3 separate regions of the Homo sapiens genome follow, and regions 1 and 2 are each linked to region 3. The links are chromatin loops, found by intact Hi-C in ENCODE. Cell type or tissue: CD4-positive, alpha-beta T cell. All regions are shown on one strand. Each heading gives the region's core, and the rest is flanking DNA. Links, peaks and the distances in the headings are about the cores only. Region 1 holds the start of CRB2 (crumbs cell polarity complex component 2). Region 2 has its middle 9.3 kb from the start of OR1K1. Region 3 has its middle 13 kb from the start of OR1J1.

The links. Peaks named below come from ENCODE experiments on the same cell type or tissue, not always from the same donor. Only the 100,000 strongest peaks of a DNase experiment are listed, where the experiment ranks them.
Region 1: it touches region 3 in a loop (6-fold over the local background); 27 of 110 quality-filtered maps call a loop at or near these places.
Region 2: it touches region 3 in a loop (10-fold over the local background); 103 of 110 quality-filtered maps call a loop at or near these places.

The regions. Positions count from the first base shown.
Region 1 is chr9:123,346,237-123,356,594 of GRCh38, reverse strand. It overlaps CRB2 (crumbs cell polarity complex component 2), which reads right to left and starts at 398. Exons shown (of 13, transcript NM_173689.7): 1 at 241-398. The coding sequence starts at 334. RefSeq lists enhancers at 2,098-2,267, 1,936-2,435, 6,368-6,867, 6,868-7,369 and silencers at 2,398-2,447, 2,468-2,577. In CD4-positive, alpha-beta T cell, for the core only: CTCF peaks have their summits at 2,123, 2,323 (motif pointing left) and 6,569 (motif pointing right); DNase peaks (open chromatin) are centred at 2,364 and 6,564.
Region 2 is chr9:122,804,228-122,814,585 of GRCh38, reverse strand. No RefSeq gene overlaps it. Among named protein-coding and RNA genes, the nearest start is that of OR1K1, 9.3 kb to the right of the region's middle. RefSeq lists a silencer at 4,006-4,175. In CD4-positive, alpha-beta T cell, for the core only: CTCF peaks have their summits at 3,886 and 4,086 (motif pointing right); a DNase peak (open chromatin) is centred at 4,085.
Region 3 is chr9:122,459,463-122,469,820 of GRCh38, reverse strand. It overlaps a transcript of OR1J2 not described here. Among named protein-coding and RNA genes, the nearest start is that of OR1J1, 13 kb to the left of the region's middle. RefSeq lists a silencer at 4,529-4,578 and an enhancer at 5,570-6,071. In CD4-positive, alpha-beta T cell, for the core only: CTCF peaks have their summits at 4,441 and 4,646 (motif pointing left); DNase peaks (open chromatin) are centred at 4,620 and 5,900; H3K4me3 peaks cover 1,381 bases; H3K27ac peaks cover 658 bases; H3K27me3 peaks cover 602 bases.

The DNA of each region.
Region 1 (10,358 bases), core at 1,612-9,611, 890 kb before region 3:
CCAACCCCGAAACTTACAACCCCCCTCAACATGAAACAGCCCCGAGCCTCAGAACACACTCACCTCCGTGGAGCCCCACAGAGTCTGGGGGCCACAGCCGCGCACTCCTGTGCACCCCACAGCTCAGGCCTGCACCCACGCGGACCAGCCCACCCACCACCCCAGCAGCCAAGGCTTGGGGTATCTGTCTTGGGGGACAGACCCTCTCCCAGGCCCCTCCAGACATGGGCCCCAACTCACCAGCCAGGAGGGAAAGGGCAGGGGCCCAGAGCAGCAGTAGCAGGACAGAGGCCAGGGCCTGGGGGTCCGGGGTCCCAGGCCTGGCCAGCGCCATGGCAGCCCGCTCTGCGCTCTGCTCGGCTGCTGTGAGAACGGGAGGGCGGCCTGGCTGGCTCCGCACCCCCCTCGTCCCTCCAACCAGCACTAATGCTGTGGACAGAGGCCCAGCCCCTCCCTCCCCTCCCCGCCACCGCCTCCTCCTCCCACCCAGGCCTCCTGGGCTGCTCCACCTCGTGGACGTCCCTAGACATCAGCCCCAAGTCCTCAAGCCCCCTAGCCTGTGGGGCTGACCTGGTCTTGGCACCCACTGGTTTCTCCCTCCTGACCCTCTGCCCCACTCTCCTCCCACCTCTCAGGTCAGCCTCCTTGGAGAAATTTCTGTCCTTGGAGAGGGGGCTGTTCAGGACTCTCGTCTCACCAGGTGATGCCAGCTACTCCCAAGTCCTTAGTTATCCCCTCTCCTGGATCCCCCTCCCCACCTCTCCAGCCCGGGCCTCTCTCCCAAGCCCAGGCCTTCGAGTCCAGTCGCCTCCCAGACCCTGTCTCTGCTGGGAAGCTGCAGCCCCTCCCACCCAGCTCGTCCCCCCACCTGCTGCTCCCCAGTGCTCCCATCGGAGCCAAGGCACCTCCCATCGGGCAGCCCAACGCCCCCTCCCCACTCCCCCCTCCCCACACTCGGTCAGCCCCTAGCTCCTGGCCATGCCACCTTCTCAGTGTCTCCTGCTGTCCCCACCCCGTCCCACCCGACCACACACAGCTCCTCCCACCATCGGCCTCAGGATCAGCTCCCTGCAGGGCACCTCACCCCTGCACCACGGTGGTCCCTGCCTCCCTTTACCCTCTCCACCCTTCACCAGCCAAACTGAACCTTTCCCAGCTTTCTTCCACTTGACCTTGATCTCTGGCTCTGCTGTTTGCAACTCCAGCGACCTCACTGCAATCCAAAGCAGCCCATTCTACTGAAAGGCAGCTCTAACCAAGCAAGCATTGCTCTCCCCTGCCAGGAAGTCCTTCTTGTTGTCTAACCTTATAGTCTCCTGCTGCACTCGATGTTTGCTTGCTCTCCAGCTGGCCTCTTGTTGGGGTGGACAGGAGGAGCTCTTCAGGGGGACCTGGTTCAGGAAGCCAGGTCATCTCAGAGACACTACAACATAGAACAACATTCCTTTCTTCTACCACCCTCAGCCCCAGTGGGGAGAGAATCCTCTTGCTGAAGGGACTTTCCTGAAATGAGCCACCGGCCCCTGCCAATACATGCCTGTTTGTCCCTATTCAGTAACCGTGGATACAGCCCACGCAGGCCCTGGGCTCTGGGATGTGTCCCTGACACGGGAGGACACAGCCTGGAAAGACAGCAGGAGCCATTGAGGGAGGTCCAGATGAGCTAGAGGGATGGGCAAGGGTCCCCTGCAGTGCAGGGGAGGGAGCAGTGGGCACCACACAGGCCCTGGCCGACCCTCTAGCCCGGGGCAAGTGCCACAGCCCTGGGTCCCCAGGGACCAAAGGAGGGAACCCAAAAAGGCCTGGGTAGACTCCTTATCCACTGCCCCTGCCCCATCCCTGCCCTTGAGGCCTGTTCTCTCCAGGGCAGGGATTGCCCCTTGGTTTCTGGGACACTAACCTCTCTCAGTCCATCTTTAATCCCCTGCCTCTCCAATACAACAGGATCCCTCTCCCCAGGTGGGAGAAGCCCCTCTCCATGCCACAGGAAAAGCAGAGGCCTCACAGCGTAAGAGATCTGGGTTCGAGCCCAGCTCAGCCACTGATTAGCCGGTGACCTCAGCACGTGACTTCCTTCTCTGGGCCTCAGTCTCCTCACCTGTAAAATGGTGGCGTTAGTGAGCCAAGGCGACAGTGCCAGCTCTCTTTATCCAGCTTCTCAGTGATCCCCCAGAGACCCAGGCAATCCCAATGGGGGGCTGGGGGGAGCACGGCAAGTCAACCACCACCCTCTGGTTCTCTGGATGCACAGACACAAACTCCCACACTTTCACAGAGCGGGGAGGTCACCCGGCGCAGGTCCAGTCTCCTCTGCAGCCCGGCCCCCAGCACTGTCCTGCAGCCGCCACACTCCACCTTGTGGCCAGACCTGGAAGTGTCTTGTGAGGTCTGGAGGGTATGGAGGGGGGCTCCCCCGACAGCACCGGGTACAGGAGTCCCACGTGACGGGGAGGAAGCCAGGGAGTCGCTGGACAGCAGGCAGGACGGAGGTCAGACAAGGGCACACCATCTTGACCGCTCCCTGGTCCGGATCTGGAGAAGGCAGTAAGAGTGGGCCAGCTCCTCTGAGATGGTCCCCCAGGTGCATCCACTTCCCCTGTCCTCCCCACCTGGGAAGGGAATCGACATAACCTCAGTTTACCCCCCCCCCACCCACCAGCAGCACTGCAAAGTCAGCATTGGCCCCATTCTATGGATGAGGAAACCGAGGCACAGAGAGGTGAGCAGCCCAGCACCAGTGCCTGGCAGGATTCGAGTTGGGTCTGCCCGACTCCAGCCTTTCCACTGGTGAACCTCCGACTGCAGGTTACTAACTGCCCCTCCACTAGCCTGAGCATGACTTGCTGCCACCTCCCTGGCTGAGGGGACGCTGTCCTGGGCCGGGATTCCCACCAACTCTCAAGCTGATGGGCACATGCGACAGCAAGGTTCAGTGGTTGGGAGTCCCAGCTTTGGCATCAGGCAGACCTGGGTTTGAATCCGGTTCCTGCTCTCTGCCCTTAGGTGAGCTTTTGTTGGTCTGTTCCTTTTCTGCGTCTTAGTTCTCCCATCTGTAAATGGGATCATCACAGCATCTGCCTGAGAACATTGCAAGGACTGGGCGGCTGCTGTCAGAGCCTCGTCGTGGGAGGATAGTGACCCTCCCCACTGAGGAGCCCACCAGAAGGAACCCCTTCAGACCCTTCCAGGTGACTCCTGCTCTGGATCATTCCCCAGGGTCTCACATCTCCCTTCTCAGGGTCTCACTGGTTGTTCTGTTTGTCCCTACTCCCCACCCAGAGCCGCCCTTGCCCTGCTGGCACCTGTGGGCTGTGTCATGCTGGCTTCCTTCCATCTGCTTCCTGGAAAGGTGAGCCAGTGGGAGGCACAGGCCGGAGATGCCAGGGAGAGAGGAGATGGAGGTTGGGGTGTTTCTTCCCCTCCTTCTCCCTACATTGGGTATTGGGGTGAGAGTGACTGCAGCTCCAGCTGAGGCCCCTTCGGCTCTCACGGCCCAGGTCCCCCTGCTCCCTCTGTGTCTGAGTCTGGGGCCACCATCAGCCCTGACCTCACTGGGTTTCTCTAAGGCCTTCTCCATTGTCACCCATGCCCTCCTTCTTGGAACTCTGTCCCTGTGGGCTCCCCAACCCCTGCTACCCTGGTCTCTCTACCTTGTTAACCGTTCCTCACTCCTCCTCCCAGAATGTTGTGACCTGTCCGGGTCTGTCTCCAGCCCCCTGCCCTCCTCACTCCACATTCCTCCCTGGACAAGCGTGTCCATGCCCCAGCTTCAGTGACCAGACCTCCACTCCCTCCCAGCCCAGCTCTCACAGGCTCTCCACCAGTGGCACTTAACCTTGTCTCAACATATGTATGCTTGTAACTTCCAAAAGAAAACCAACCCAATGCCCTAACTGAAACATCAGAGGCAGACACTATAGGCCAGTGGTGAGGTGCACAGATGCTGATTCAAATCCCGGCTTCTCCACTTCCCAGCAGCACTGCAAGGTCAGCACTGGCCCCATTCTATGGATGAGGAAACCAAGGCACAGAGAAGTGAGGTTGGCCCAGCACCAGTGCCTGGCAGGATTCGAGTTGGGTCTGCCCGACTCCAGCCTTGGGTAAGTCACCTCTCTGTGCCTCAGTTAGCTCCCTGGTAAAAAAAAGAGACAGCAACTGCACCTTACTGCATAGACTTGTCTTGAGGATTAAATAATTACTCATCAAGCATTTAGAAAAGTGTCTGGCAATGTCAAGAGTTAAATGAGTGTTGGTTAAATTAATACATAAAGGGCCGGGCGCTGTGTCTCATGCCTGTAATCCCAGCACTTTGGGAGCCGAGGTGGGCGGATCACCTGAGATCAGGAGTTCGAGACCAGCCTGGCCAACATGGCAAAACCCCGTCTCTACTAAAAATACAAAACTTATTCAGGCATGGTGGCGGGCACCTGTAATCCCAGCTACTCAGGAGGCTGAGGCAGGAGAATCGCTTGAACCCGGGAGGTGGAGGTTGCACTGAGCTGAGATTGTGCCACTGCCTTCCAGCCTGGGAGACAGAGTGAGACTCTGTCTCAGAAAAAAAAAAAAAAAAGAATACATAACGAAGGTAATTTAAGGTGATCCATTATTTCAAATTGTAAATGCTCCTGTTGAGTACACTATGCTAGCAGACACAATAAAGCAATGAGAAGTGTGTGCCTACACAGAACTCCACTGAAGGTGACAGCCACAGATGCACACCAATGTGGGGAAGGTCCCGTTGGCCGCTCAAATCCCATGAGAAGATCTGCCATGAAGTATGTAGTTTTTCAAAATGGTGGCGAATCTGGGTAAGGCTCCAAACAAGATAAGGCGCAATCTTCCTAAAATGTGCATGGAAGGCATAGTTCTGGCAAATCAGTCTTCGCTAAAAACCACGCAAAGATGCTCTCCGTTTCTATGCAAGCCAGACATGTGCTCTAATCTTAGACAATTACAGACAGGTGTTTTCCCTCTGCACGCGTGCCTGGTGGGAAATGCAAAATCAAATGGCACATGGGCCAACCCTTCATGATGTGGACTGTTCCCAACATCACAGGGTGTTTGGCATCCCAGGCCCCATCCACTAACTCACAGTAGTACCCCCCAGTCATCATGATAACTGAAAGCACCCCACAAATGCCCAAAACGATGCCCAGGAGGCCCCTGGGTTCTACACCAATTGCCAGAGGGATTTTTTTCAAATCTCAACTGTGTCTCTTGCCTGGTGACCCCCAGTTGCACGAAGGCCAAGTCTAAATTCCTGAGACTCATGCCCAGAACGCTTCATAACTCAGTCCCTGGCACAAACACAGATCAATATCCTCAGCCCCCAGCTCCTCTGCCCACCTCTCTACCGTTCAGCGTCTCTCCCTCTGCCCCTACTAAAATCTCTCTCTCTCTCTCTCACACATACACACACACATGCACACACACCCCTGGGCCAGTGGCCAGGTTTTGCCCACAAGTCTTTGATGCCAGGGTCTGCTCCCTGGAATGCCCACCCCGCCCCCACCTGACTGAGTGCCTCTTGACACTGCACTGATCCTTGAAGACTCCAACTCTGGCATCATCTCCTCAGAGAAGACTTCTCTGCTCCTCCCCCAACCCCCAGGCTTCGTCGGGGCCTCTTCTAGGCTCCGACAGACCCCTGGGCTTCCCGTAAGGCCCCCAGCACTGATCCTGCCCTGTTCTCCTCACCAGTGTAGGCATCCGTACCCATCCTAAGGCAGGCATGTGGTAGGATGATGAATACACAGATGAGACTCACTCAGCCCTCACCACTGGGGAGCTCATGTCTAGAGGAACAGACTCAAGGACAAGGCAGAGAGGGGCTGGCTTAGAGCCCAGTGGGAAGCCCAAGAGAAGGCCAGCTGCAAAAGGGCAATTCCCCAGGGGAGGTACCACCATGGAGTAAGAACAGGAGTTTCCAAGTGGAGAAGAGGCAGAAGGCATACCTGGCTGAAAACCAAGGATGGTCCAAGGTCAGGTGTGAGAGAGGGCATTGTACCTTCAGGAACTGCAGACAGGTCATTATTACCCGGGGTCAGGATGCAAAATGGCAATGATTAGAAGTGAGGCTGGTGGGTCGGCAGAGGACAGATGGCACAGTCTTTGTAAGGTGCTAAGGATTTGGACTGTGTCCTGAGGGCACTGGGGAGCCATAGAAGAGGTGAAAGAAGGGGAACGACGTGGCCAGGTTTGCATGTGGCAGAGTTCCCTCTGGGAAGAGTGAAAGCTGCACTGAAGGAGTGCATGCGTTGAAATCACCCAGGGAAAGGCCACGAAGCTTGAATCAGGACGGGGTTGGGTGGAGTCACAGAGAGCAGGAGTGGGCATTTGGGCATCAGGAACAATAGAATTTGGTGTCCGCTGGGGTTGAAACAAGGGAAATAGCCCTAGTGTATCCCCAGGATCTCAGCTTGGTGAACCCCCAGGAGTGAGGGTAGAGACTGGGGGCTGGCAAAACAGCTTGGGGAGGGTGGCCAGGACAAACAACCCCCAGTCCTCCCCTGGATGAAGGTTAGACTGTAGGCCCCTTTTCAGACACTAGAGGGAGCTCCAGGATAGGCCCAGGCTCCCCTCTCCAACCAGCTTAGCTTCCACCCGCTCTGGGAGGGGGATAGAACCCAGCTCACCGTTCAGATGTAGGTCCTGGGGGTCCTATCGGAGCCTCGCCCAAGTCCAGTGGCCTCACTGTCTCTGGGCCACCTCCTCCTTCAGGCACCGAATTGGCAGTGGAGAGGGGTCTTTTTGAGGCGGGAGCAGGCGGAGGCAGACTTTAGGAACTGCAGACAAGTACAGCCAGGCTGGGCCCTTCTAACCCTGTTCCCGCCCCCTGCCCCTACGGGAGAAGGGGAGTGACTCACCCAAGGTCGCATGGACAGAGCACCCCAGGTGGGATGGAATGGACTCTTGAGCGGAAAGAGCACAGCAGCCCTTCCAAACCCCTTCCTGAGCCTTCCTACAAAAACCGAGGTAAGGGGGGATTCCCGTGAGCCACCCCCCGCCCCAGAATCCTGGGACACCTTTACCCCGCAGGAATGTTCTGGGGTTGGGATTAACAGCAGCTTCGTGGGTGGGGCCCGAGCGTGAATGGCTGCCACATTTTTTAAAATTTATTTTTCTTTTATTTAGAAACAGGGTCTCTGCTGCCACCCAAGCTGGAATGCGGTGGCATGATCTTGGCTCACTGCAGGTTCAACTTCCCAGGCTCAAGGGATCCTCCTGCCTCAGCCTCCCAGGCAGTTGGGACTACAGGTGTGTGCCACCATGCCCAGCTAATTTTTTCATTTTTATTTTTTTAGAGATGGGGTCTTGCTGTGTTGTCCAGGTCAGTCTCAAACCCCTGGATTCAAGTGATCCTCCTACCTTGGCCTCCCAGTGTTGGGATTACAGGAAGGGGCCACCACCCTCGGACTGGCTGCCATATTTCAATGGTGTTCTGTACTTTCTGGAGATGCACCTATTTTGCTGTGATGCTGAGGTACAGGGGGATAGGACCTTCTGGGGTCACCCAGAGAACCGTGGCAGAGCTAAGGCTCAAACTGAGACCTCTAACTCCCAGCCCAGGACTCTCCCCAGCAATGATTTCATGGAAGGGGTTAAACTCGGTCTGTGTCTGGAGTCAAAGCTAAATGTCTCAGGTCAGGACTCAGTCTGCAGCTGAAGTCAGGGCTTAGTCTGAGTCCAGGATCAGGGCTCAGTCAGCCCAGGGTCAGGGCTCAGGACAGTTTGAAGCTGGAGGCAGTTGCTTCTGATGGAGATGCCATCTGAGTCCTCACCCTGGGTTCGGGTCTTCCGGCCACTGAAGCTAAAGCTGGACAGGACATCATCCATTCATTCATAATGCATTAATTCACTCGCCAAGTGTTTATTAAACACCTCCTGTGTGCTGGGCAACATGGTAGGTGCTGAGATTACTAGGGAGAACCAGATTGCCCGTCCTTGGGGAGCTCACAGTCAGACCTGATCCTCCTCAGAGCATCCAGAGGGGGAAGGATGGAGAGGAGTTAGCCAGAGGAAATGAGGGGAGAGATGGGAGTCAGGAGAGCAGCATTCCAGGACAAGGGAATATCCCTGGACAGAGGCTGGAGGCAGGGGAGGCTGGCAGAGACACGGATAGAAGGGGACAGAGGGTGGCAAGGCTGCGGTGCAGAGAGCAGGGAGGCAGCTGGAGAGGAGGGGGCCACTGGGAGTCCACGGCCACCAGAGAGGAGGGGATCCTGGGAAGAATCTCCGCAGGGCAGTGTCATGGCAGCTTGGCATTTGGGAAGGATCACCCCAGCTGCAGAGCAGGGAGTGACAGGATGACAATTTTAGGGAAAGTGACTGGCATCTCTACTTGTCTAAATGGCACAGTCTTTTAACATTTTATGAAAACAAGAAATGAATAACAAACGGAGACACCGAAACAGGAAACCCTTTTCCTATTAAATCTGATGGAAAGAGCAAGCCCAAGCCCAAATCCTGCCAAAAGGATTTTACAACCTGCAAGGAGACATGCCCGCGACGTGGCAGAGCTCCCCGGAAGCTGCCTTCTCTGTGCGGCTGAGCACCCCGAAATGCAGTCCCCCTTGAACAACATGGCGCTCACTGCCCAGACAGGGAAACCGAGGCTTGATAGGGGCAGGGGCTGACCCACGTCACATGCCAAAGTTGGAACAAAGACTCCTGATCTTCATGCTTGGACCTCTCTCTGTACACGTCATGCCCGTCCACACCCCCACACGTCACACACATACATCACAACGCACACACACTACATGCATACAACCCCACACATCACACGCCACACACACAACACACACACCTGCACATATCACACACACCCACGCACGCATCACACACCCACATACATCACAACACACACTACACATATATAACCCCCAGACATCACACACCACACAAACACACACACATTTCACATCCACATACATCACAACACATACAACCCCCACACTTCACACACACCATACACATAACACACAACACACACCTGCAGACATCACACACCATACACCTGTACACAACACACACACATCACACAACACACACATCATATACACATACCCACACACACCACACACTCATACACCAACACATACATAATATGCAACACACACTCCCACACATATCACACAACACACACATCATACACAACATACATTACATACATCACTACACAACATACAACCCACACACCACACCCTCCACACACATCACACACACACACCAGCATACACATAACACACATACTACACATATGCAACCCACACACATCACACACAATATACACCTGCACACATAACACACCCACACAGGTGCATCACACACCACACACCTGCACACATCACAACACACACACCACACACCCTCATACACACACCAACACACACATCAACACACTACAAACAACCCACACACAGCATACACTACACACCTGCACACATCACAACCCCCACACATCACACAGTGTACACATACATCACAACACATACATCACACACAATACCCACACATCACACACCACCTATACACACCACACAACCCCCACACATCACACACCATATATATCGCATAAGCACACACATCACATGCCACACACATTCATCACATGCCACACACATCACAGCATGCACACACACACACATATCATAACCCCTACACATCACAGACCACATACACACCATACACACAGCACTCCACACCTTACAAACCACACATATGACACATACACCCCCACAGACATCCGACATCACACACGCATCACGTAGCGCGCGCGCGCACACACACACACACACACACGCGCGCGCACACACCCTCCCACATGCCGGAAATGCTCTCCAAATTCAGATACGCAAATATCTGTATACATACAAGATTCTACAAACACACATAGACTGGCTAACACAGACATGCACTAGTCTGGATAGACGTGTGTGTACATCCACACAATGCCCCCCAGAGCACCCAAATACACACAAACATATTCACATCCACACACACACACACGCACACACCTATCCCAACACTCGAAATCGAAATACCCAGATACAGAACCCTCACAGAACACACCCCCCACACAAATGCAAATATGTGCAGAGATACACAACACACCTACAAGATTCAAAAATATCCTCAGTACACATCTACAAACACACCAGTCCCACATCCACAGACACACAGACCCCTATGCAATCATAAAAGCCCAAACACCTGTGTACCCAGCGCACTGCACAGCCCGGGAGGCCCGCCAGCAGCCGGTGGACAGGGCAGAGCTGCCGTGTCCCTGTGCTCACATCCAGGGACAGGCCTGGAGACCCCGCCACCCTCTGCAAGGGTCTGGCAAAGTGCCACCT
Region 2 (10,358 bases), core at 1,061-9,060, 350 kb before region 3:
TATTTTTTGTAGAGTGGAGTGTCTCACTTTGTTGCCCAAGCTGGTCTCAAACTCCTGGGCTCAAGCGATCCTCCTGCCTCAGCCTCCCAAAGTTCTGGGATTACAGGTGTGAGCCACGCATCTGGCTAGATGATTTCGTCAGATGCTTCAGACTCTCACATTGTATTAGTTAATTATTAATCTTTTATTTGGAAAACGTTGAAACCTATAGGAAACTGAAAAGAATATTACCATTAACATCTGTATATCTTTCACGTGGCTTCATCAAAAGTTGATATTTTGCTGCATTTGTTTATCTCTGTTTTCTGTGGAACTTTTTTTTTTTTTTTGAGACGGAGTCTCACCGTCACCCAGGCTGGAGTGCAGTGGCGCGATCTCGACTCACTGCAAGCTCCACCTTCTGGGTTCACGCCATTCTCCTGCCTCAGCCTCCCAAGTAGCTGGGACTACAGGCACCCACCACCACACCCGGCTAATTTTTTGTATTTTTAGTAGAGACAGGGTTTCACCGTGTTAGCCAGGATGGTCTTGATCTCCTGACCTCGTTATCCGCCCGCCTCAGCCTCCCAAAGTGCTGGGATTACAGGCGTGAGCCACTGCGCCTGGCGGAACTATTGAGATGTAAGTTTGCAGACATCTTGACTTTGCTCCTAAATACTTCACTGACTCTCCTAAGAAAAGGGTCTTGATCCTGTATAACCAAAATACCATTGTTACACTCAAGAGAATAAACAGTAATTCAACAATATCTAAAACACAGTTCATATCAATTTTCTCTATTTGTTCCCAAAATTTCTTTAATATTCTTTGAAAAAAATTCAGGACGCAATCAAGTTCACACATTTCATTTTTGTGACTTTAGTCTCTTAAGCTAGTATAGTCCCCTTGCCTTTGTTCTTGTTTCTCATATCAGTGATTTGTTTTTGAGGCAGGGTCTGGCTCTGTTGCCCAGGCTGAAGTGCAGTGGTGTGAGCTTGGCTCACTGTAATTTCCACCTCCTTGGCTCAAGCCATCCTCCCACCTCAGTCAACTGAGTAGCTGGGACTACAGGTGTGGAACACTGTGCCCAGCTAATTTTTGTATTTTTTGTAGAGACGGGGCCTCACTATGTTGCCCAGGCTGGTCTCAAACTCCTGAGCTCAAGCCATCCACCTGCCTCAGCCTCCTAAAGTACAGGGATTACAGGGTGAGCCACCATGCCTGGCTCATATCAGTCTTTTTTTTTTTTTTTTTCCTGTGGAGATGGAGTCTTGCTCTGTTGCCCATGCCCAGGCTGGCAGTGCAGTGGCATGATCTCGGCTCATTGTAACCTCTGCCTCCCAGGTTCAAGCGATTCCCCTGCCTCAGCCTTCTGAGTAGTTGGGATTACAGGTGTGCACCACCACATGTGGCTAATTTTTGTATTTTTTTTTTTTAGTAGAGGTGGGGTTTCATTATGTTGGCCAGGCTGGCTTCGAACTCCTGACCTCAAGTGATCTGCCGGCCTAGGCCTCCCACAGTGCTGGGGTTACAGGCGTGAGCCATCACACCCAGCCTTATCAGTGACTTTTAACCATTTATTCATTTAGGTGACTGGGGATGGGTCTAAGCCTGGGCATAAGGAAGGGCTAGACCGGCAGCTGGGTCCATCATGCCCAGCCACCTGGCAGCCTGGCCACCCTTCTGCTGAGGCTTTTTAAAGAATCCAGGCCAACTGTCATAAAAAATGCTCCAATTTCTGGCTTCTCAGATTGTTTCCTTATTTCTGGCAATAATACAATCACCAGAGGTGATGTTGTGTAGTTCTTACTACATAAGTCAGGGAGTATCTGATGTCAGCTTGATGATGCTAAGTTTAATCACTTGGTTAAGGTGGTGAATGACAAATCTTCATATAGTAAAATTATTTCCCCTTTGTTAGCAGAAAGAAATCTGTGTTGTGATACTTTGAGACTGTGTGAATATCCTCTTCTTACAATAACGTTTCACCTAATAGTCTTGGCATCCTTGCCTGAACCAAATTATTACATTGGGGGTATGCGTAAAGGTGATTTTCTTTATTTTAATTTCATTTCATTTTTAAGAGACAGCGTTTCACTTTGTTGCCCAGGCTGGAGTGCAGTGGCGCAATCACAGCTCACTGCAACCTCAAGCTCCTGGGCTCAAGCGATCCTCCTGCCTCAGCCTCCCAAAGTGCTGGGATTACAGGCGTAAGCCACTGTGTTTGACCTAGCGTTTGCTTTTTTTTTTTTTTCCAATACATCCTTTTTGGTTCCACCTTTTTGAGCATATAAAACATTTACCCAGTTTAAAAGCCAACAGAATATGAAGTTGTGTTCTCAGAGAAGCCTCACTCCCATTGATTCCCTCCACTCCAAGAATTTATTTTGGATTGTGAATGCTTGTGGTTAAATTTCTTGGTGTCTCTGAGCTGTGATCTCCCAAGTGAGGATAATCATAGCAACTATCTCACAGGGTGGCTGGAAGTGTTCAATGAGCTAAAGTTCTTAGCATGGTGAGGCACCTAGCAAACATTCCTTAGATCCATAGAGGTCATCAGTTTTTTGTTTTTTTTTTTTTAAACTATCCATCCTCTACAAAACCCTGATCCCACTTATTAAAAAAGGGCTTTAAGATCCCAATTCCGGCCGGGCGCGGTGGCTCATGCCTGTAATCTCAGCACCTTGGGAGGCCAAGGCGGGCGGATCACGAGGTCAGGAGATCGAGACCATCGTGGCTAACACGGTGAAACCCCGTCTCTACGAAAAATACGAAAACAAAAAATTAGCCGGGCGTAGTAGCGGGCGCCTGTAGTCTCAGCTACTTGGGAGGCTGAGGCAGGAGAGTGGCGTGAACCCGGGAGGCGGAGCTTGCAGTGAGCCGAGATCGCACCACTGCACTCCAGCCTGGGCGACAGAGCGAGACTCCGTCTCAAAAAACAAACAAACAACCCCCCCCCCAAAAAAAAACCAATTTCCCCTTGTCAACTCAAATAAATCCTATTTATCCTTGAAAATTCAGCTCAAACCTCACATCCTCTCTGGATCCTAAGTCTTTGCTGTCTCTTCAGAGAGAGGCAGTCATACTGTGACATGTCTTCCTACAGGTGATGGCAACACTGGTTAAGAAAATGGGGGCTCAAAACCTGGGTCCATCCAACACTAGCCTTGCCTCCATTTTCCCACCTGTACAAGGGGGATAACAGTAGTTGGGATAAGAGGTCAATGGGGCCGGGCACGGTGGCTCATGTCTGTAATCCCAGCACTTTGGGAGGCTGAGGCGGGCGGATCACCTGAGGTCAGGAGTTCCAGATCAGCTTGACCAAAATGGTGAAACCCCCTCTTTACTGAATACAAAAAATTAGCTGATCATGGTGGCGCACGCCTGTAATCCCAGCTACTTGGGGGGCTGAGGCAAGAGAATCGCTTGAACCTGGGAGGCAGAGGTTGCAGTGAGCTGAGATTGCACCACTGCACTCCAGCCTGGGCAACAGAGTGAGATTCCATCTCAGAAAAAAGGAGGTCAATGGGTTAATACTCAGAACGCACTTTGCACCTTGCTTAACACATAGAAATGTCTCAATAAATTATCTATTGTTGTCATCATGCTATTATTTTAATTCAACTTAAAGAAATATTTAAAGTTTTTCCGAAGTGTGAGATGGGAAATCCTGGTGACTTGAATAGCTCTGTCTCTCTTTTCTGTAGGGTAACTCTGTCTTCAGCGTGTGTGGTAGCCAAAGTTGAACTGGATTTGTTTACAGACCAGACTAGTATTTCCTTGGGGACAGGGACTGTGTCCTGTCATCTCTGATCTCTGATCTGAGCTGGCATCAGTTAATATATGCTCCTTCAGTGGGGAAAATCCCCAAGGCAACATGAGTAGGCTGGAATTCACCACAATAGGGCAGAAGATCATCTCTTATATCATGTTTCCATAAATGTTACATATTTTTAATTAGACGTCTACTACCTATGCTCACTGAGAACCAGGTAACAAACAAGATCAAGTTAAATCCTCAGCCTTGCCAAAGAGGTTGTTACCTCCTGGTTACTTTGCAGAAATGCGGGTTATAATGCAAAATGGCCACGCGGTGGCAGCAGAGGAGAAGGAATGAATTGTTTTGCTCCCATTATGGACGCTGTGCTACAGACTGCAGAGTAGGGGCCTGAGGGAGATACGTAGCACCATGTAAGAATAATGTTAGAGAATTTGTTTTTAGGAATGAGAACGGGAAAATGTTAAATACACACACTTTAAATAATGAGTAACAAAGCAAACAAAATGGTATTTGATGAAGACAACATATATACACTTGACTTTCAGATCATGGTCAACTAAGGGGGAGAAAAAAACAGACAGAAGAGAACAGGAAGGCAGGCGGCACCCACCAGCCCCAAGATGCTGCAAGGTGGGTGACTCGAGGAGACATAGCTTCTTAGTTAAGAGTACAATCTTTGTTTCAAATCCCAATCCCACCATTTGTTTCCAGTGACTTACTACCTGTGTCCCCTAGACCTGTCATAGTGAGAGTAAGGAAGCACTTTGTTTTTCAGTCTGTTGTTTTGTTTTGTTTTGTTTTTTGAAACAGGGTCTTGCTCTGTTGCCAAGACTGGAATGCAGTGGTGCAGCCATAGATCACTGCAGCCTCAAATTCCTGGTATTGTGGGATCTGGCCAGCAGCCTGCAGTGCAACGGGGCTCTCTCTTTGTTCCCAGGTGGATCGGCAGGTTGAGAAATGATAGACACACACAAGATAGTGAAAGCTGAGTCCAGGGGGGGTCACCGCCTTCTGGTCCCGTGGTGCCAACAATGCACTGGATATACCAGCATTTATTATTAAGTTTAGTGACAGCGGGGGTGGGTTAGTGAGGGATTTAGGGTCATTTGATTATGAGGTGAGATGGTCACATGGGGATGAAGTAATAACATTTGTATGTAGAAGTACAGTACATTTGTACGTAGAAGTACGGTATACAGAGATAAGAATTTACAATATAGTGCATGCATCAGTAATTTCTAACAGAGCCTTAAAACAGAAACACAATCTTTCCGTAACCTATGATTAGCAAGCTATTAATCAGTAGTAACAATTGCAACAAAAGCTGGTTACAAACAATCCATAGAAACAGGACGTGAAGCTAGAGAACCGGTTAGACCAGAAATTCTCAGAAGGGAGTATGCCCTAACCCTAAAGAGGCCTGGAAGAGCTGTGGCAAGATGAGGGCATTTATAGCCCTATCTTATCCATATGGACAGGCGCCCCCCCATGCATCCGTTTATAGGCTTTCCACAAGGGTTCCATTCCATTCCCAGAGCTATGAACATCTACTTTTCTGGGATAGGAATCTTGGTGATGTGAAACCTCCCTGACTGCACGTCCATTCATAGGTTCTCTGCAGGGGGAAGCACATCACGCGCTGTTGGCTCGTTCTGGCAGTCCAACCTGGCATTGTCTTTACACAATCCAGCATGCAATTTTGTATTTACAATAATCAGGAGCATTTCATCTTTTATTCTGTAGCAATAGTTTCAGGGGGTCTCCCTACATCCTGGGCTAAAGCAATCCTTCCACCTGGGACTCCCAAAGTACTGAGATTACAGGTGAGAGCCACCATGCCTGGCTTCTAAGCAGTTTATATTTATTTCTTAGATAATTCTCACCACTTCAGAGCTATATTATTTTCCTCATTTTTTAGTTAAATGATTTGCCCAAGGTCAACCAGTTAGTACATAGTAAAGTTAGAACTTAAACCTAGGAACTCAGAGCTCAGAACTCAGAATTTTACCACTGTCTGGGAAGCCTTACCCATGAACAGGCAATAATAATGTTTATCAAAAGAGGCTCTTGGAAACAGTTGAAGGGTGCCTGCCCCATAGTTGGTGTTATGGACTGAACCGTCCCCAACCTAGCCCAAATTCCCAAACCCCCAAAGTGACTGTATTTGGAGATAGGGCCACTGAAGGAGGTAACTAAGGTTAAATGAGTCATAAGGGTGGGGACCAAATCCAGTAAGACCACTGTCTTTAAAAGAAGAGACACCAGAGCTCCCTTGCTCTCTGCATGTGCACAGAGCAGATACATGCTAGGATGCAGCTAGAAGGCAGCTGTCTACAAGTTAGGAAGAGATCCCTCACCAGAAACCAACCCTTATGGCACCATGGTGTTGGTGGACCTCCAGCCTCAAGAACTGTGACAAGATATATTTCTATCATTACTCAGTTTGTGGTATTTTTTTAGGGCAGCTGAGCAGACTACTGTAGTTGGTGGTCAGGAAATGCAGCTCTTACTCTGTGGCTTTGTCTTTGATGTAGCTCTCCCTCTACTCCCAAGGCCTCAGTTCCTTGTCATCATCTTGGTACGCCAAAGAGTTCTCTACCTGCCTGGAAGCACCTCCAGCCCATCCAGCCTTTCCTTATCCCATTTCCTTTTTAAAAAACAATTTTGGCTGGGTGCGGCGGCTCATGCCTGTAATCCCAGCATTTTGGGAGGCCAAGGCCGGTGGATCACCTGAGGTCAGGAGTTTGAGATCAGACTGACCAACATGGTGAAACTCTGTCTCTACTAAAAATACAAACAATTTAGCTGGGCGTGGTGGTGGGCACCTGTAATCCCAGCTACTTGAGAGGCTGAGGCAGGAGAATCACTTGAACCCGGGAGGCGGAAGTTGCAGTGAGCCGAGGTTGCGCCATTGCACTCCAGCCTGGGCAACAAGAGTGAAACTCCATCTCAAAAAAAAAAAAAAAAATGCATTTCCCATGAGCATGTCACATGATTCTCATGCATGATGAGTGGTCTGGAATCAGAACAGGGGAGGGGAGGGCTTTTGCTATCTCTCATTTCTGCCCAGAGCCAGATCTGTGCTCAAATATTAGTTCCACTGATTTTTATCTTGGAGCCTTGGGCAAGTTGCCTCATTGAGTCACAATTTTCTCATCTGTAAAATGGAGACAATAATGTGTGCCACAATGGATTGTTATGAGTATTAAATTGTTATGAGTACAAGGAATGTAAAGCCACTGGCACCACATCTGGCCTGTGCTGAGTTAACTTCCTACCATGTCATTATGGTTTCCAAGGTCTGTGGTGATGTGATTTCGTGATGTGTGTGGGATGGTCTTGGTCATGGTTTCTCCACAACCTGCCAGTTGTTCTGTGGTCCTTGGAGAGAAAATGAAGTAGGTGGTGGTGTCTGTGTGGGTGAAGTTGAGCTCTTTGCCAAACAAATGGTGATTTGATTTGTTTTACTCATGTCATCCTTCCAGTAACCAATGCCTTTCCAGTTTCATTTTTCCTTCTCACCAGAGACTAGCTGAAAATGTTCCAGTCTAAATTGAATCTGTGTGTGGGTTCAATGACAGCCTCCAAAGAAGGCAACCAGGAGAGGAAACAGTGTCTATAGTGAGGACATGGATGTGATCCTGAGATTGAAAAAGGGGAGCTGGGGCCCTTATTCCAGGAGTTCCTAGGCCAGTGGAAAAACCTGACTTTTACCCTCAAAGAATCCCTGGTAGATTGGTCTAGTCTTGCGGGCGGAGACATACTTACATATAAATCCCCAAAAGCAAACAGAGAAAGCAAGTATATGTTGATGGATCAATCAGCCCTCAGGACACTGAAGGGGCTAGCCAGACTGCATCGGTGAAAAAGGCAAATATCAGAAATAGTTATGGGAGCTGCGTCAGTTTGCTATGACGGTGTAACAAACCATCTCAATACTCAGTGGTTTAAAACATGAGTCATTCATTATCACTCATGTGTCAATGGGACAGCTGGGGCTTGGCTGATCTTGGCTGGTCTTTGCTCGTACATCTGCAGGTCAGCTGAGGGTTCTGCTTAGATCACCTTGGCTACAGCAGCCCTGCCCCAGGTGTCTCTCTTCCCTGTCTTGGGACCAGGGGACTAGGTGGACATGTCCTTCTCATGGCAATGAGAGAAACACAAGCGAACAAGCCCAATATCACAGATAGTTTTTTTTTTTTTTGAGTTGGAGTCTCACTCTGTTGCCCAGGCTGGAGTGCAGTGGTGCAATCTCAGCTCACTGCACCTTCCGACTCCTGGGCTCAAGTGATTCTCCTGCCTCAGCCTCCCGAGTAGCTGGGGTTACAGGTGCCCACCACCATGCCTGGCTAATTTTTGTATTTTTAGTAGAGACAGGGTTTCACCATGTTGACCAGGATGGTCTCGAACTCCTGACCTCAGGTCATCTGCCTGCCTTGGCTTCCTAAAGTGCTGGGATTACAGGCAAGAGCCACCTCGCCCAGCCAGTATCACAAATACCTTTCAAGTTTTGCTAAAATCATGCTTCCTAATATCTTACTGGCCAAAGCAAGTTGCGTGGCTGAGACCCCAGTCGTGGTTGGAGGGCAAAGTTACATGGCTCAAAGGTATGGCATCAGGGATGGCTGAGGAACCAGCACAATTGATGTAACCTACCACACTCTGTGAGTTTTCCTTAACTCTCCTCTCCCTTCCAACCCAAGTCATGCTTCCTCTATAGCAGTGGTCCCCAACCTTTTTGGCACTAGGGAAGACAATTTTTCCATGGACAGAGGTGGGGAATGGTTTTGGGCTGAAACTGTTCCCCTCAGATCATCAGGCATTAGATTCTCATAAGGAGCAGGCAACCTAGATCCCTCGCCTGTGCAGTTCACAGTAGGGTTTGCACTCCTATGAGAATCTAATGCTGCCGCTGAGCTGACAGGAGCTCAGGTGGTAGTGCTCACTTGCCCGCCGCTTACCTCCTGCTGTGTGGTCTGGCTACTAACAGGCCATGGACTGGTACCTGTCTGTGGCCTGTGGCTTGGAGACCCCTGCTCCACAGCATGTTGTATCTCTCTTCTGGCTTTGATCATGAACTGTGTTCCTGTATTGCACGTGAGGACAAGGACTTTATTTATAGTCTTAGTGCCTAGTATGGGGGCTGGCACCAGTAAATAATAGTAGATGAGCGAGAGAGCAGAGAACAAAAAGGGAAGGAGGTGGGAAAATATGTGACAAAAAAAGGAGAAAGCAGTACAGGTATGTAAAGGTAAAGGATGTGGAGGAAGCGGGACAGAAGAGCTGTGGATAGAGTGAGTTGGAGGAAGCATCAATGATTCAGAGTGAGCTGAACTGCTTGCTTTGTCAGCTTCTTGGACTATCAATGCTTTTCCAGGATTTGATTTTATTTTGTTATTGTATTTTATTATTTAAGATGGAGTTTCACTCTTGTCACCCAGGCTGGAGTGCAATGGCACCATCTCGACTCACTGCAACCTCTGCTTCCTGGGTTCAAGCGATTCTCCTGCCTCAGCATCCCGAGTGAGTAGCTGAGATCACAGGCACATGCCACCACGCCCAGCTAATTTTTGTATTTTTAGTAGAGATGGGGTTTCGCCCTGTTGGCCAGGCTGGTCTTGAACTCCTGACCTCAGGTGATCCACCCGCCTTGGCCTCCCAAAGTGCTGGGATAACAGGCATGAGCCACTGCACCCGGCCCATTGCTAGTATTTTAAAGCAGTCATTTTTGCATCAAGAAAAAGTCTTTATGTTTTTATTTTGCATCCCTAATGGCTGCATTTTCCCTGTGGAAGCCCTTGCATGAAAGAAGACTTAGGTTCTAGAAATTTTCTTTGTACCCTTAGAAGGAGTAATCAATTTACCATTTGTGATGTGAGCTTTTTTTACTACTAAAATCTCCCCAATTGCTATACCTTTGAAATGAAGGCTGCCTTACTTTACAATGCACAAAGATTACATGACAAATGAGGCTGTAGAGGCAGACTCTGAAATTCTTTTCTTGCAGTGCAATTATTTATTTTTTCTGGCGGAGGTGGTTCACTACACATTATTCTGAATAAACTGAAGGGTTGAAAATATCGGTGCTGGGAGGGTGAGATGAATTGATTCTGAAATGGCCAGAAGTCACTTGAGGATAAACTCAGGGAATGTGGCGGGTGAGAAGAGGTAGATTTCCTCGTGTGGCTCAAAGACCTTGCAAAGAGGGGGTGCAAAAATCCCTGGAGCTGAAGCAGCCTCACTGGAATAAGCCTAAGCTCTTCCAAGGGGACTGCCGGGAAGGGAGTCGGTCATTTGGATATACTTGTTTTATTTAAGGTGTTAAAAATCGGTCTCTTTATATTTCATGTGAAAAAGATCCAGGGAAAACTACTTCAGTGGATTTATGAAGTCTTTTTTTTTTTTTTTTCTTTTGAGACGGAGTCTCTCTTTGTCACCCAGGCTGGAGTCCAGTGGCACAATCTCGGCTTACCGCAACCTTTGCCTCCCGGGTTCAAGCAATTCTTCTGCCTCAGCCTCCCGAGTAGCTGGGATTACAGGCATGCACCACCACGCCCTGCTAATTTTTGTATTTTTAGTAGAGATGGGCTTTCACCAT
Region 3 (10,358 bases), core at 1,587-9,586:
AAACATAACAAGAGTCAACTTTGCTCCAGTTCCCAAAAAGTTACTCATCTCCATCTGAGACCACCTCAGCCTGGATTTCATTGTCCATATCATTAACAATACATTTGTCAAAGCCATTCAACAAGTCTCTAGGGAGTTCCAAACTTTCCCACATTTTCCTGTCTTCTTCTGAGCCCTCCAAACTGTTCTAACTTCTGCCTGTTACCCAGTTCTAAAGTCGCTTCCACATTTTCGGGTATCTTTTCAGCAGTGCCCCACTTCCAGTACCAATGTACTGTATTAGTCCATTTTCATGCAGCTGATAAACATATACCCAAGACTCGGAAGAAAAAGAAGTTTAATTACACTTACAGTTCCCCATGACTGGGGAGGCCTCAGAATCATAGTGGGAGGTGAAAGGCACTTCTTACATGGTGGTGGCAAGAGAAAATGAGGAAGACGCAAAAGTAGAAACCCCTGATAAAACGACAGATCTCATGAGACTTACTCACTACCATGAGAACGGTATGGGGGAAACTGCTCCCCATGATTCAAATTATCTACCACTGGGTCCCTCCCACAACACATGGGAATTATGGAACTACAATTCAAGATGAGATTTGGGTGGGGACACAGAGCCAAGCCATATCACTTACCTGCTGCTTACATAAACATTGTCTTTCCTGTAGCAAGGAGTCAGGCTCAAGCGAGGGCAAACAGATCTGCCTGCTGGGCTGAAGTAGTTAATAGTAAATGAGCTGCTTTCACAATCTCAAAGGAAGTCACGACTGCACAGCCTGCACAATACTTGCCAGACTCATTCTTTAAATGTGAGCCATCTGTAAACCAGGACAACTCAGCATTGTCCACAGGAATTGCTCCCAAGGAATTAAAAGCTGGTCTGTCAGAGTTAAGCAGCCATGTGGTGTTTCATCTGATGGAGAGGTCCAGAGAGCCACAGGGTTAAGGTTATTGCAGCATGATTGAATAATATGATGAATAGTAAGTAGAAGAGGTTCATAGGAGGTTAGTCCGCTAGCAGAAAAATGCCAAGTGTGATGAGTGTGTAAAACGGCTTCCATGGCATGAGGAAAAAACACAGTCAGGGAGGAATCCCATGACTATCTCCTCAGTCGCCTTGACTAACAAGGATGCAGCGGGGACTGCTCTTAGGCAGAGAGGGAATCCACAGGAGATGGGATCCAGTTGTCAACTGTAGTATCCTGGAGGATGGTGTGGACCTCCATGCTTTTGGGTTAAGATCCCTGAAGTATTTTCTTCCTTTTCACAGACAAAGAGAAAAAAAAAAGAGTTTATGATTAGAATTACCTAGAACTGGAGAATTTATCAATTTCTCCTTTAGCTTTTTAAAAACTTACCCTTATGATTTTGTCCAAGTAATGGGGTCAGGTTTGGTAAATTTATGTAAAGCACATAGGAGTTGGGCCAGAAAAGAAAAGTTGGGAATTCAGTTTCAAAAGTAGCCAGTGAGTCCAAGAAACCCACTCACAAAGTTGGCATTTCTTTTGGGCTGAGGAAATTGTAAAATGCCTTGAATCTGTTCTGGTTCTAAATGTAATTCATTCTCTGAAATTAAATGGCTTTATTATTTCACCTGAGTTTTTACTCACTGCAGTTTTTCTTTACAGGCATTATGACCTTAAGCAGCCACTTGCTTTAATAGGTATACACTGTCTTTTTCACAGGCTGCCTGTGAAGGACAGCAAAGAAGGAAGTCATCTACATATTGTAGTAAACAAGAGCCTTGGAGAAAAATTACATCCTCTAAGTCTGCCTTTAACATTTGAGAAAATAGGAAAAACTTTCAGTAAACCCCTGAGGCATTAATGTCCAGGTGAACTGTTGGCCTTCCCAGGTGAAGGCAAGAAGATATTGGTTGGCTTGATCCCCTGGAATAATGAATAATGTAATACACAGATCAGTGATGGTGAAGAATCTGCTATCAATGGGTATTGGATTTAATACAGTATGGGGATTTGGAACCACTGGGTGCTTTGTAATAATACTATGGTTTATAACTCAGAGAGAGTTCCTGAACAAACCTCCTCCCATGGTTGTTTGGTCTTTTAGTAGGTAGGATCAGGGTACTCCAAAGACTGGTACAGAGAATAATGAGACTGTTTTTTATATTCTTTTATAATAAGTTTAATACCTTGCAGTGCCATCTGGTTTAGTGGCTGTTTAATATTAAGCAAGGGTTTTAATAGGTTAATCTGGATTTTAATAAGAGGTACACTATGAATTTTGAAAATATCAGTGAATGATTTTGCCTTTAAAGAGACAGGTATTTGATTCAGCACTAAATGAGTGACATTATTTTTGTTTTCTGAACAGGGAATGACATAACAAATGACAGAATTGGGGGAGTCTGTTGAGTGAGGACAGTTTAGTTTATCAAATTCTAAAATTATTTCCCCCTCTTGGGAAAAAGAAATTTTAGCATGGTATTTTTCAAAAAAATCACATCCAAGGTGGTGGAGCGGGGCAGAATTAACAAGCAAAAGGTGTGGGTGTCTTGGAGAGAAGACCAAGATGGAAAGAAATGGGCTGTGAAACAAAAGTAGTCAGTGGCTTTTTGGAAACTCACCATTTGTAATCTTTTTATTACTCTGAGGCAGGGGCTGACTGAGGCTAGGGGGATTAAGGATGAAAAATATTGCTGTGGCATCAATGAGCACAGTTAAGACCACACTCCCAGCCGGATGTGGTGGCTCATGCCTGTAATCCCAGCACTTTGGGAGGCCAAGGCAGGTGGCTTATGAGGTCTGGAGTTCGAGACCAGTTGTTTGAAGCCCAACAAGGTGAAACCCCGTCTCTACTAAAAATACAAAAAAATTAGCTGGGCATGGTCGTGGGCACCTGTAATCCCAGCTACTCAGGAGGCTGAGCCAGGAGAATCGCTTGAACCCAGGAGGCAGAGGTTGCTGTGTGCCGAGATCGCACCACTGCACTCCAGCCTGGGAGATAAGAGAGAAACTCTGTCCCCCGCCAAAAAAAAAACACTCCTAATTTGAAGGATCATTTCACTCAGAAAATTAAGTGGGAGAAGTGGGAAAATCCCCCATAAGTCCTTGGAGCCCCTTCACTGAAAGTGGTCTCAGATGGGAGAAGAGATGGGGGAGTTGGGAATGAAATTCCCCCTTTCTCTTGCAGCAATCTCTCTTCCAGCCATCTGGAACGTTGGCACAGCCCAGGGAGTCTCTGCCTAGTGTTATGTCTGGGAGCCTCAGTTTGCTGTAATTGTAACATTACGAATGTTAGTGGTTTTTAGTACTGTCCTCAGGGGTGCAGGCAAGGTGATTTGCCAGATTAACCAAATCAGAAGTGGACATAGTTTTCCATTCCATGTGTACTCTTTTGACAAGCTGAGAAAGTTCTTGAGAAAGGCCATTTGCAAACTTAGAATTACAGCCTACTTGAGTAGATTCGGCATCCATAGGTAATCCAGAATTTTCTACAAATACAACCCGGAGCCAACTGTAATAGTCGTAATCTGGTTCATTAGGTTTTGGGTACAGTCTTGGATTTTATTCATCTCAGGTTTCAGGAAAAGCCTCAAGAATAGCCTCATGAAGTTTTGTTGTTTTTGTTTGTTTGTCTGCTTGCTTGCTCACTGTGCTTCAGGCTCTGTCATAGTCTTTTGGGGTATTCTTGCCTAAAGCCCTCTCAGGGTCACATCAAGGAGCCTGGGCCATTCAATATTGGGCCTGGCCTTCACAAAAAGTATATGAACCAACTGGCACAGGTAAGAAAAACCTGGATGATAAGTCGAAATTATAATACTGTGTTAATTTTATCAGCAAATTTGAAAGGTCTCCATGACCTTTGGGAATTCTGCGGCAATGGCTTAAAGTTCAGCCTTGCTCCAAGGAACAAAAGAAATTTAGGATTTAGAGGAATCATCAGTGAATTTAACTTTCAAGGGACAGGTTTTAACAGGACCAGGTTCAGGGGTAGTGGGAGCTGAGGAATCCAGAGGGAAAGGTAATTCACTCAAAGAAGAAATAGAGAGAAGGAACAGGGGAAAGAGAAGAGGAGGTCTCCTCCAACGAGGAACAAGTCTGGGATCCTCAAGCCTTGTCCTTCCTTAACTATTTGTTTGTCTCAGTTAATTTTGACATGGTATCTCATAAGGAGGCAATTGTAGAATCCTGAATGTACTTAGAAGCTTTGAGATACCAATTAAAGTATGTTTCCCATTCAGATTGCTTAATATTAGGACCACAGTCTTCTAATTTTGTTCTAACAAAACAAGTTTGGGGAGCTCAAATGCCCCCCAGTATGACCATTGAGGATCCAAATTAGTTTGGGTGTGCTATAGCTATTGATTTAAAATTGTACACAAGACAAAGGACCATAATTTTTAAAACATAGAGCCTGCAGGGGTCCCAGGAGGATTATAATTACGTGCTTTAGGATTTTGGGATCCCATTCTGCTTATTAATCTCTTGAGAGCAAAAGAAAAGCCCGAAGAGCAGAGCCCTGTCAGGGAATGATAGGCGTTTGGACTGGTGTTTTGTTTTACAGTGTGCCTGGCACCGGATTTTTGTTTTACTTGGCAAGCAATCTGCACTCTCATTGCCTGTCCCATGAGCAAGTTTTCCCCAGACGCGCAAAATTTTTCTTGAGACTGGCAGGCCCCCTAGTGGTAATTTGGCTGTTTGTGCACTAGTTTATCCTGACAAGAGATTTTTTTTCTTCGGATACTGACATCCCTCATAGAATGGTGGCAATTGCCCTAATGGCTTTTAAACGGCCAACTCGTGCCTACCTTTTGAGAAAGTAAATTTTTCTTTCAAAAGATGTTTAGAAATAGAGGAAGAAAAGAATCAAGCAGCAAATGAAAGTATAAGCATACACAAACAAGTCAGAACAAAACTGAAACCAAAAGTGCACTTACCAGGACCAGAAAGACAAACTGTCTTTCTAAAAGAAATAACTTTCCAAAAAAGACAAAAAGTCTTATATAGTCCCAAAAAGGATGCAAGGCATCTTAACCCAATCAGATCCTGAATAAGTCAATAGGGAGCTGCTACCAAAGGGAGGGAACGCAATCTGAGAGATGATTTACCTGGGCAGAAGAAAGATGATCCATGGAAGCTTAGATTGCCAAGGGCTCAATTGTGGTTACCTACCCAGTTCCTCACCCAGTTCCAAGAGTCACCAATCTTTTCCAAAGGTACTCTCACTTCAAGTGTACTTCCAATAGAGGGAAAATGGCGGATAGGAGGCAAAACTAACTTGCAGCCCCCACTAGGTCGGACAGAGTGGCATGTGTAGACACACACCATGAACTTTTGCTCTAAGAACTGCCACAAGAACATACCAGGAAAGCTGAAAGAATCCACAGACCCTTTGAGGGAGGTGGATTGCTGCTGCAGGCTCTGTGGGACAACTGAGGAACTGTGAGTTTGCTTGCTTTCTCAGCTGAGAGGCTTGGAGCCTGCAGAACATTCTCAGCCCTGCTCACCGGCTACCTAGAAATAAACTCGCTGCTGCTGGCGGGCGGTGGGGGCGGGGGAGCACCTTGGGAGTGAGACCAGCCTTTCAGGCTGTGGGCTGCATGGGATCTGGGTGAGACCTGTGACTGCCGGCTTTCCCCCACTTCCCTAGTGACCTGTGTGACACAGCAGAAGCAACCATAATTCCCCTGGGAACATAACTCCATTGGCCTGGGAACCACACTCCCAGCCCCCACAGCAGCCACAGCAAGCCTCACCAAAGGCGAGCCTGAGCTCAGACATGCCTAACCCTGCCCCTACCTGATGGTCTTTCTCTAGCTGACCTGGTAGCCAAAGACAAAGGACATAATCCCTTGAGAGCCCTATGGCCCCACCCCCTGCCTAATCTTCCCTATACTGATGTGCTGATGTGCTAATGTAGCTCATGTGCTCTTGAAAGCGCCACCTCCTGGCTGGAGGTCCACACAAAACCAGCACACTTAACAAAAATACAACCAAGGACCCTCACAGAGTCCACTTCACTCCCCTGCTACCTCCATTGGAGCAGGTGCTGGTTATCTGTGGCGGAGAGACCTGAAGAGGGATCACATCACAGGATTCTGCAGACACTCCCCTATACCAGCCCAGAGCCCAGTAGCTTCACTGGGTGGCTAGATTGAGAAGAGAAACAACAGTCACTGCAGTTTGGCTCTCAGGAGGCTCTATCTCAGGGGGAAAGGAGAGAGCACCACATCAAGGGAGCAACCCTGTGGGACAAAGGAATCTGAACAGCAGCCCTTGAGTTCCAAACTTCCCTCTGACATAGTCTACCCAAATGAGAAGGAACCAGAAAAACAGTGCTGGCAATATGACAAAACAAGGTTCTTTAACACCCCCAAAAGATCACACTAGCTCACCAGCAATGGATCCAAACCAAGGTGAAATCTCTGAAGTGCCAGAAAAAGAATTCAGAAGATCAGCTATTAAGCCAATCAGGGAGGCACCAGAGAAAGATGCAGTCCAACTTAAAGAAATCAAAAAAAGATACAGGATATGAATGGAAAAATCTCTAGTGAAATAGATAGCATAAATAAAAAATAATCATAACTTCTGAAAATGAAGGACACACTTAAGAGAAATGCAAAATGCACTGGAAATTCTCAGCAATACAATCAAATAAGTAGAAGAAAGAAAATCAGAGCTCAAAGACAAGGGTTTTGAATAAACCCACTCCTACAAAGACAAAGAAAAAAGAATTTAAAAAATGAACAAAGCCTCCAAGAAGTTTGGGGTTATGTTAAATAGCCAAAGCTAAGAATAATTGGTGTTCCCAAGACAGAAGAGAAATCTAAAAGTTTGGAAAATATATTTGAGAGAATAATTGAGGAAAAATTCCCCAGCTTTGCTAGAGATCTAGACATCTAAATACAAGAAGCTCAAAGAACACTGGGAAATGCATTGCAAAAAGATCATTGCCTTGGTACATAGTCATGAAGTTATCTAAGGTCAAGATGAAGGAAAGAATCTTAAGAGCTGCGAGGCAAAAGCATCATGTAATCTATAAAGGAAAACCTATCAGACAAACAGAGCAGATTTCTCAGAAGAAACCCTACAAGCTAGAAGAGTTTGGGGTCCTATTTTTAGCCTCCATAAACAAAACAATTATCAGCCAAGAATTTTGTATCCAGTGAAACTAAGATTCATAAATGAAGGAAAAATACAGTCTTTTTCAAACAAACAAATGCTAAGAGAATTCACCACTACCAAGCCAACACTACAAGAACTACTAAAAGTAGCTCAAATCTTAAAACAAATTATAAAAATACACCAGAATAGAATCTCCTTAAAGCATAAATCTCACAGGACCTATTAAACAACAAAACAATGAAAAACAAAAACAAGGATTTCATGCAACAAATAGAATGATGAATAGAATAGCATCTCACATCTCAATACTAATGTTGAATGTAAATAGTCTAAATGTTCCACTTAAAAGATACAGAATGGCAGAACGGATAGGAATTCACCAGCCAAGTATCTTCTGTCTTCAAGAGACTCATCCGTCACATAAGGACTCACATACACTTAAGGTCAAGGGATGGAAAAAGCTATTCCATGCAAATGGACACCAAAAGCAAGCAAGAGTAGTTATTTTTATGTCAAATAAAACAAACTTTAAAGCAACAACAGTTAAAAAGGCAAAGAAGGACATTATATAATGATAAAAGGACTAATCCAACAGGAAATATGACAATTCCACATATATATGCACCTAACACTAGAGCTCCCAAATGTATAAAACAATTACTACTAGACCTAAGGAATTAGATAGATGGCAACACAGTAATAGTGGGGGAATTTAACACTCTACTGGCAGCACTAGACAGGTCATCAAGACAGAAAGTTAGCAAAAAAACAATGGACTTAAACTATACCCTAGAACAAATGGACTTAACACATATTTACAGAACATTCTACCCAATAACTGCAGAATATATATTCTATTCATCAGCATATGGAACATTCTCCAAGAAAGACCATATGATAGACCACAAAACAAGTCTCAGTAGATTTAAGAAAACTGAAATTATAACAAGTACTCTCTCAAACCACAGTGGAATAAAATTGGAAATCAACTCCAAAAGAAATCCTCAAAACCATGCAAATACATGGTAATTAAATAACCCACTCCTGAATGATCATTGGGTCAACAATGAAATCAAGGTGGAAATTTAAAAATTCTTTGAACTAAATGATAATATGACAAAATCTATCAAACCCTCAGGGAAACAGCAAAGCAGTGACAAAAGGAGCGTTTATAGCATTAAATGCCTACATCAGAAAGTCTAAAAGAGCACAAATAGGCAATCTAAGGTCACACCTCATGTAACTGGAGAAACAATAACAATCCAAACCCAAACCCAGCAGAAGAAAAGAAATAACCAAGATCAGAGCAGAACTAAATGAAATTGAAACAAAAAAAAATACAAAAGATAGGATAATAACATGATTATCTCAATAGATGTACAAAAAGCATTTGACAAAAATCTAGTATCCCTTTATGATTAAAACCTCAGCAAAATCAAAACACAAGGGACATACCTTAAGGTAATAAAAGTCATCTAAGACAAACCCACAACCAACATTACACGGAATGGGGCAAAGCTGAAAGCATTCCACCTGAGAACTGGAACAAAACAAGGATGCCCACTTTCACCACTTCTATTCAACATAGTACTGGAAGTCCTAGCCAGAGCAATCAGACAAGAGAAAGAAATAAAGGGCATCCAAATCAGTAAAGAGGAAGTCAAACTATCACTGTTTGCTGATGATATGATTGTATACCTAGAAAACCCTAAAGACCCATCAAAAAAGCTCCTAGAACTGGTAAATAAATTTAGCAAAGTTTCAGGATGGAAAATTAATGTACATAAATCAGTAGCCCTGTTATACACCAAGAGGGACCAGCTGAGAATCAAATCAAGAACTCAACCTCTTTTACAATAGCTGCAAAATAAACAAATTAATAAAATACTTAGGAATATACCTAAGCAAGGACGTGAAAGACCTCTACAATGAAAACTACAAAACCCTGCTGAAAGAAATCATAGATGGCACAAATAAATGGAAACACATCCCATGTTCATGAGAATCAATATTGTGAAAATGACCATACCGCCCAAAGCAATCTACAAATTCAATGCAATTTCCATTAAAATAACACCATCATTCTTTACAGAACTAAATAAAACAATCCTAAAATTCATATGGAACCAAAAAAAGAGCACACATAGCCAAAGCAAAGCTAAGCAAAAAGAACAAATCTGGAGGCATTACATTACCTGACTTCAAACTATACTATAAGGCCATAGTCACCAAAACAGTATGGTACTGGTATAAAAACAGGCATATAGACCAAGGAAACAATAGAGAACCCAGAAATAAAGCCAAATATTTACAGTCAACCAATCTTTCACAAAGGAAACAAAAACATAAAGTGAGGAAAGGACACCCTATTCAACAAATCATGCTGGGATCATTGGCAAGCCACATGTAGAAAAATGAAGCTAGATCCTCATCTCTCACCTTATACAAAAATCAACTCAAGATGAATCAAGGACGTGAACACATATATACATCGAGGACTTAAATACCCATATAATATGTATATATGTGTGTGTGTGTGTATATATATATACACACACACACACACATATACATACCATGGAATACTGCTCAGCCATAAAAAGGAATGAAATAATGGCATTTGCAGCAACTTGGATGGAATTGGAGATCATTATTCTAACTGAAGTAACTTGGGAATGGAAAACCAAACATCGTATGTTGTCACTCATAAGTGGGAGCTAAGTTATGAGGATGCAAAGGCATAAGAATAATATTAGGTTGGTGCAAAAATAAGTATGGGTTTTACCATTATTTGCCATTAAAAGCGTCTTTTAATGGCAAAACCCGCAATTATTTTTGCACCAATCTAATTCAATAGACTTTGGAGACTCAAGGGAAAGGGTGGGAGGGGTGGAAGGGAGCAAAGACCACACATTGACTACAATGTACACTGTTCAGGTAATAGATGCATCAAAATCTCAGAAATCACCATTAAAGAAAATATTCATGTAACAAAACACCACCAATTCCCCCAAAAACTTATTGAAATTTTTTTAAAGAGTACTGACATCTCTCTGACATTAAAGAAATGTCCAACTACATTGAGTTCATTCAGAAATGAGAAATGAGGATTACAACCAGCGGTGCATGAACTGGTGCATCCAAAGAGGGAAGCATAAAGGGAAGCTTTTATTGGTTAAAAAGGGAAAGATTCATCTAAGCTGCTTAGAAACAGAGTTCACTGGTTTCAGAGGATCAAAGCTAGAGTCATCACTGGTTCATTGGTGAATA